2 separate regions of the Homo sapiens genome follow, and region 2 is linked to region 1. The links are chromatin loops, found by intact Hi-C in ENCODE. Cell type or tissue: Caco-2. All regions are shown on one strand. Each heading gives the region's core, and the rest is flanking DNA. Links, peaks and the distances in the headings are about the cores only.

Evidence for each region. Hi-C counts contacts between places; a loop is a spot of excess contacts. Peaks named below come from ENCODE experiments on the same cell type or tissue, not always from the same donor. Only the 100,000 strongest peaks of a DNase experiment are listed, where the experiment ranks them.
Region 2: it touches region 1 in a loop (4-fold over the local background); 1 of 110 quality-filtered maps calls a loop at or near these places.

What each region holds. Positions count from the first base shown.
Region 1 is chr7:41,749,317-41,752,997 of GRCh38, forward strand. All of the region lies in intron 2 of INHBA-AS1 (INHBA antisense RNA 1), which reads left to right. Among named protein-coding and RNA genes, the nearest start is that of INHBA, 48 kb to the left of the region's middle. In Caco-2, for the core only: no CTCF peak of the experiment used is centred there; a DNase peak (open chromatin) is centred at 1,835.
Region 2 is chr7:41,840,412-41,844,092 of GRCh38, forward strand. No RefSeq gene overlaps it. Among named protein-coding and RNA genes, the nearest start is that of INHBA, 140 kb to the left of the region's middle. In Caco-2, for the core only: no CTCF peak of the experiment used is centred there; no DNase peak of the experiment used is centred there.

The DNA of each region.
Region 1 (3,681 bases), core at 495-2,994:
AAAACATCAGATAATGCATGCAAAACAGATCAGAGCCTTAGATTTTTGAGAGAGATCTATCCACTTTCAATTCTTGAGGTTTCATGAGGAAAGCAGATGTTTTTCCCAAAACAGGGTCTATGCCACCTCCTCTGTTTTTTTCCAAGGAGTTCCAGGCTGTTAGAGCTTGAATAGCTGCTTTTAATTAAGCTGACTTTTAACCATAGTGCTCTTAAAAAAAAATTCTTTCAAATTTCTTATTACCTAACTTCAGCCAGACAAAAAGTCCAATATTTCTGGCTTTTAAATTTTACCAAAAGTAACCACCCAGGTGCTCAGAGAAAGAAAAATTCAAGATGGTTCATGGATGAGAAGAGAATTAACAGGTGGTGAAGGTCACACATATATCAATTAGGAAGGACTCATTCCCTAAGTCAGGAACTGAACCCTGAACCCAGGCCACCATTGTGAAAAGACAAAGCCTTAGCTACTGAGCTACAGCTATTAGACAGTTTCCATTGCCCTTCCCAGAAGGAGCCTAGAGCAGTCAATTCTGAGCTTGCAAAGGCTTTTAACTGCTCAATATAATTTTTAGGGCTATGACATGAACCCCAAAATTTCTGTCCTCCAGGTGGCAGAGAGAAGGTACCACCACATGGTTAAAAGGTCAAGCTTTCAAGGACATTCTTCGACATGTGATCTCTGGGCAAGATGGTCACCCTGAGTAGCAGAAAACATAACAAAGGCAAAGAAGAGAAAGGGAGAAAAGCATTCTCAGAGAGGCCAGAGAAAGACCCACCCATCGCAGTGACACTGTAAAGTTCAGGTGGCCGCTCACAGGGGATCTTTTCCAGCAGTCTCATCAGTTCTCAGGTTTCCCCTTTTGGGAAAGCAAAAGCTCCCCATGCCCTGTGTTCCTGTACATGCCTAATCCTATCACCCATAGTCATCAGCAAAGAGTACAAGGCAGATTAATCCAAAGAAAATACTAGTTAACATCCCATAGTGCCAAATCCTTTCTTAGCTGAGAGGGACCTTACTGAGAGGGGCCTCTAATCCCTGAAATTTTAGAAGTGACTCTAATCTTCCTAAGTTGGGCCTTAAACCCAAGTTTGGTCAAGTGTCCTTCCTTTTATTAAAAGGGGCCTTTAACTCTCTTCGTCTTAGGAGAGACTCTAACTCTCCTAAGTTGGGCCTCTAACTCAATCCCATCCTCTACCCGTGTAAATGTACCCCACTAACCCAAAGTTGGCCAGTTGGGGCATTCAGACAATTTTCCTTTGGGTCAGGGGTCTCTTCATTATCGTCCCTTTGTCGTCACCAGAAAGATGTTACTGGAAAGGTGTTCCAGTCCAGACCCCAAGTGAGGGTTCTTGGATCTTGCACAAGAAAGAATTCTGGGTGAGTTCATGAAGTGAAAGCAAATTTATTAAGAATGGCTACTCCATAGGTAAAGCAGCAGCTTGGGCTGCTTGACCAAAGATACTTATTGTTACTTCTAGGTTATGTGCCAAACAAGGGGTGGATTATTCATGAGTTTCCCCAGAAAAGTGTGGGCAATTCCCAGAACTGAGAGTTCCATTTTAGACCATAAAGGATAACTGTTTGATGTTGCCATGGCATCTGTAAACTGTCATGGTGCTGGTGAGAATGTCTTTTAGCATGCTAATACATTACAATTAGCATACAATGACCAGTGAGGATGACCAGAGGTCACTGTCATTGCCATCTTGGTTTTGGTGGGTTTTGGCCAGCTTCTTTACCACAACCTGTTTTATCAGCAAGGTGTTTATGACCTGTATATTGTACTGACCTCCTATCTCATCCTGTGACTTAGAATACCTCACCTCCTGGGAATGCAGCCCAGCAGGTCTCAGCCTTATTTTACCCAGCCCCCATTCAAGATGGAGTTGCTCTGGTTCAAACGTCTCTGACAGTGATGTCATCTAGAGAAGCAATTGGGGAAGTTACAAACCTTGTGACCTCCAACTGCATGGTTATTAAACAGTAAGAAATTCTAGGAACAATGACTGGTTATCTTTAAGCTACACCTACATCTTGGCAGAATTCAGGCCCCTCCCAAATCCTAAACTTGTGGGCTTTCATTAGTCTTACAAGGACAGTTTTGGTCCCCAAGTAAGGAGAGGGTTTGTTTTGGGAAGGGACTGTTATCATCTATGTTTTAAAGTTAACAAAGTAGTGAGCTAGTGAGGTTAGAAGAAAGATGCAGTTAGCTATGTCATATTTCACCTGAGATCATAATTTTTTTTTTTGCAAAGGTGGTTTCCAGAATTTTCCCCTACCTACATGAAGACCCAAGGTGCCCACCAAGGAAAATAATTATTTTTCTTTCTCCTCACTGTTATCTCATCTGGTGAAGAATCTAACCACACCTGAACAATCCCTTTCACAAGATAATGTCTGGCTGTCAGGCTCATTCAATTTCCAAAGCAAAGTATTTACAAGTTGATATTCATTCTCTGATCCATTTATTTTTTCCTAGTAATCATTTATCGCCCCTCAATAGAATTACCTACATTTCCCAACCCCCTAAATTAGCTATGTAAGTACCTGGGCCTCTGTGGAATATTGGGTAATCATTCTGTGATATTCCCCTCTGCAGACTAATAAATTCATATGCCTTTCCCCTTATTAATCTGCCTTTTATCAGATGATTTTTCAGCAAACTTTCAGCAGGCAAAAGGGAAGCTCAAACACATCATCTGTTTTGTTCTCTGACCCCTGAGTACCTTTCCACCCTCGTCTCCTCTTATGCCCCCAAACAGAGTCTCTATTACAGCCAACTATGACTTTCTCAGAATGCCAGGGTTCTCCAGGTCTCCTTACCTTCCCACTTGCTGCTTTTTCTTCCTTGTATGCCCCACCCCCAGCTGTGTGCCCTGACTGGAGAACTCCTAGTCATTTCTCAAAACTTTGTTCAAACATTTTGTGGGAATATGATGGCATTCTTTACTCTTCTGTGTGCTCTTTCATCTCCAGTCTCTCAACAGAAGGCATTTATGGTGTTGTCAGATGATTTTTCTCTAATTCTATTAGTAATCTTGTTACAGGAAAGGGGTCCTGATCCAGACCCCAAGAGAGGGTTCTTGGATCTTGCGCAAGAAAGAATTCAGGGCGAGTCTGCAGTGCAAATAAAAGCAAGGTTATTAAGAAAGTAAAGTGGTGAAAGGACAGCTACTCCATAGACAGAGCAGGATGTTCCCTAAAGCAAGAGGAGGAAGGCATCCACCCTAAATACAATGCTTGTATATATGAGGAGATGTGCTCTGCTACAAGCGTTTGTGATAAAGGATTACTTGTCTTAATTATTATATTTTGCAATAATTTATATTATTATCTTTAAAGCAAAATTAGGAATGCCTTTGTTGTCCAGATATCAGAATATCTGGACACTCTCAAGTCTGGTCTGTTTAGTAAACATTATTAGTTTTTTCCCTTAACCATAAACATCTAGAGGCCAGGAATGCCTAACTTTCTGAGAATGCAGCCCAGCAAGTCTCAACCTCATTTCTCCAGCCTTCACTCAAAATGGAGTCGCTGTGGTTCAAAAATCTCTGACAATCTCACTGTCTTACATTTGCTTATGTATTTGCTGCAGCCACTAGACCAGGAGCTCCTAGTAGCCAGAGCTAGTAAATTCCCCATTTTCTATTCGAAGTATTGACACCAGTACCTGACACA
Region 2 (3,681 bases), core at 644-3,143, 91 kb after region 1:
ATATCTAACAAGTCATAGGCATAACCAAGGTCACCTAAAGTTTCTCCTATGTTATTTCTAGGTATTTCATAATTTTGTGTTTCGCATATAGGTATACGATTCACTTTGAGCTAATTTTTGTGAAAAGTGTAAGGAAAGCCTGTGTCTGGATTCATTTTTCTCCACGTGGATCTCCAGTTGTTCCAACACTATTTGTTGAAAAGAAAATATTTTTCCACCGTATTTCCTTAGTTTCTTCATCAAAGACACCTTTACTAAATTTATGTCTACTTCTGGGCTCTCTATTCTATTCCTTTTTATTCCATTTTCCTATTTGTCTGTTCTTTTAACGATACCACACTGTCTTGATTACTGTTTCTTTACAGTAAGTCTTAAAGTAAGGTAGTTTCAATTCTCTGATTTTGTTATTCTAGGCCTTTTGCCTCTCCATAGAATCGGTTTGTCAATATCCACAAAATAACTAGTTGAGATTTTCACTGGAATTGTGCTGAATCCACAGATCAAGTTGGGCGGAAACTGATATCTTGACAATATTGAATCTTCCTATCCATCAACATGCACTGTTCCCCCATTTATTTAGTTCATTTATTTTATTCATCACAGTTTTGTAGTTCTCTCATACAGTTTTTGGGTATGTTTTGTTAGAGTTGTACCTAAGTGTTTTATTTTTGGGGTGCTAGTGTAAATAGTATTGTATTTTTAATTTTGTATTTCAGTTGTTTATGGCTGGCATATATGAAAGTTATTGACTTTTGTATATTCACCTTATATCTTATAACCTTGCTATAATTGCTTATTAGTTCCAGGAGTATTTTCTCTGATTCTTTGAGATTTTATACATAGACATCATGTCATTTCCAAATAAAGACAGTTTTAAATATGTATATCTTTTATTTCTTTTTCTTGTTTTATTGCATTAGCTAAGATTTCCAATATGATCTTAAAAAGGAGTGGTAAAAGGGGACCTCCTTGCCTGGTTCCTAATCTTAGTGAGAGAGTGTTGAGTTTTTCACCATTAAGTACTATGGTTAGCTGGAATTTTTAGCATGAATTCATGTTGAATTTTGTCAAAAATTTTTCTGTGTCTATTGATATGACCATATCATTTTTCCTCTTTAACCTGTCGGTGTGGTGAATTATGTTAATTGATTTTAAAATGTTGAATCAGCCTTGCATACCTGGAATATATCCCACTTGTTTTGATGTGTAATTTTTTATACATTATTGGATTTAATTTTTTTTTTGAGGATTTTGCATTTATGTTCATGAGACATATTGGTCTCTAGTTTTCTTTTCTTATAATGTTTTTGTCCTTTCTTGGCATCAAGGCAATGCTGGCCTCAGAATGAGTTAGAATTCTGCTTTTGAATTCCAAGACAGATTGTAGAGAATTGATATAATTTCTTTCTTAAATGTTTGATATAATTCACCAGTGAACCCATCTAGGGTATTATTGGTATTAGAAAGTTATTAATTACTAATTCATATATTTTCTCTCTTTTATTGAGACAGAGTCTCACTTTGTCACCCAAGCTGGGGTGCAGTAGCACAATCATGGTTCACTGCAGCCTTGACCTCCCAGGCTCAAGCAATTCTCCCATCTCAGCCTCCTGAGTAGTTGGGACTATAGCTACCATGTCGGGCTAATTTTAAAAAAAGCATTTGTAGAGATGGGATCTCTCTATGTTGCCCAAGCTGGTCTCAAATTCCTGGCTCAAATGATCCTCCCGCCTCAGTCTCTCAAAGTGCTAGGATTACATGCATGAGCCATCACACCTGGCCTGATTCAGAATCTTTAGGCCTATCCAGATTGTTTGTTTCTTCTTGTGTGAATTTTGGCAGATCATGTCTTTCAGGGAGCTCTCTTCATCTAGATTATCAAATCTGTAGGCAGAGTTGTTTGTAATATTTCTTTATCATCCTTTTAGTGTTCATAGGATTTGTAGTGATATCCATCCCCTCTTTCATTTCTGATATTAGTAATTTGTATCTTTTCTTTTCTTTTTTAAGTTAGCCTGGGGGCAGGCTTATCAATTTTATTGATCTTTTCAAAGAATCAGCTTTTAGTTTCATTGATTTTCTCTATTGATTTCCTATCTTTTTTTCTGTGTATTTTAGATTTAATTCACTCTTCTTTTTTTTGGTTTCCCAAAGTGGAAGCTTAGATGATTGATTTCAGATCTTTTGTCTTTTGTAATGTGTGTAATCTATACTATAAAGTTGCCTCTAGGCACTGCTTTCACTGCATTCTACAAATTTTGATAAGTTGTATATTCCTTTTCATTTAGATCAAAATGTTTTTAAATTTTTCTTTAGATTCCTTACTTGACTCATGTGTCTTTTAGAAGTGTGTTGTTTAATCTCCATGTATTTGGGGATTTTTCAACTAATTTTTACTTATTTGATTTCTAGTTTAGTTCTGAGATCATATATTGTATAATTTCCATTGTTTTAAATTTATTAAGGTGTGTTTTATGACCCAGAATGTAATTCATAGTAGTGAATATTTCATGTGATCTTGAGAAGAATGTGTATTCTGCTGTTATTGGATGCAGCAGTCTACAGATGTCAATTATATCCTGTTCGTTGATGGTGATATTGAGTTCTGCTATATCCTTATTGGTTTTTTGCCTGCTGCATTCGTTAGTTCCTAATAGAGGTGTTGACCTCTCCAACTATAATAGTGAAGTCATCCATTACTTCTTGCAGTTCTACCCGTTGTTGCCTCACATATTTTGATGCCTTGCTAGTAGGGGCATGCACAGGGTTATTATGTATTCTTGAAGAATTGACTGTTCTATTGTTGCAAAATGCCCTTCTTTGTCTCAGATAATTTTCCTTACTCAGGAATCTGCTCTTTCTGAAATTGATATAGTTACTCCTAGTTTCTTTTTGTTAGTGCTGGCATGGCATATTGGCATATCTTTCTCCATCCGTTTAATTTTAATCTGTATGTATCTCTAAATTTAAAGTGGGTTTCTTGTGGACAACATGTAGTTGGGTTTTGTGTTATGGTCCACTCTGACAATCTTTGTCTTTTAACTAGTATTTAGATCATTAATGTTTAAAGTAATTATTAATATATTTGCATTAATATCTATCATATTTGTTACTGTATTTTATTCATTGCCCAGCTTCCTTTGTTTCTATTTTTGTCTCTTACTATTTTTCTGCCATTTGTAGTTTTAATTAAACATTTTATATAATTTCATTTTCTCTCCTTTTTCTTAGCATAGCAATTATATTTCATTTTCTTACTTTTTTTAAATTGTTGCCCTAGAGTTTGCAACATACATTTACAACTAATCCAAGTCCACTTTGAAATAACACTCTAGCGCTTCATGACTAGTGTGAATACTGTATAAGAACAAAATAATGCTAATTCCTCCCTCTCTTTCCTTGTATCTTTGCTGTCATTTGTTTCACAATGCTAATATACAGCATTTCACAATGCTAATAAGGCATATATGTCTAGCTCCTGATATTATTTTGAACAAACCGCCACTATATTAGATCAATTAAAAATGAAAATAAAAATTTGTAATTACTTTCATTTATTCCTTCTCTAATACTCTTTCTTTAATCACGTAGAGTCAAGTTTCTGACCTATATCACTTTTTTTTCTCTCTGAAGAACTTCATTTAACATTTCTGGCAAGGCCAAAAATTTTCTCAAGGTTTG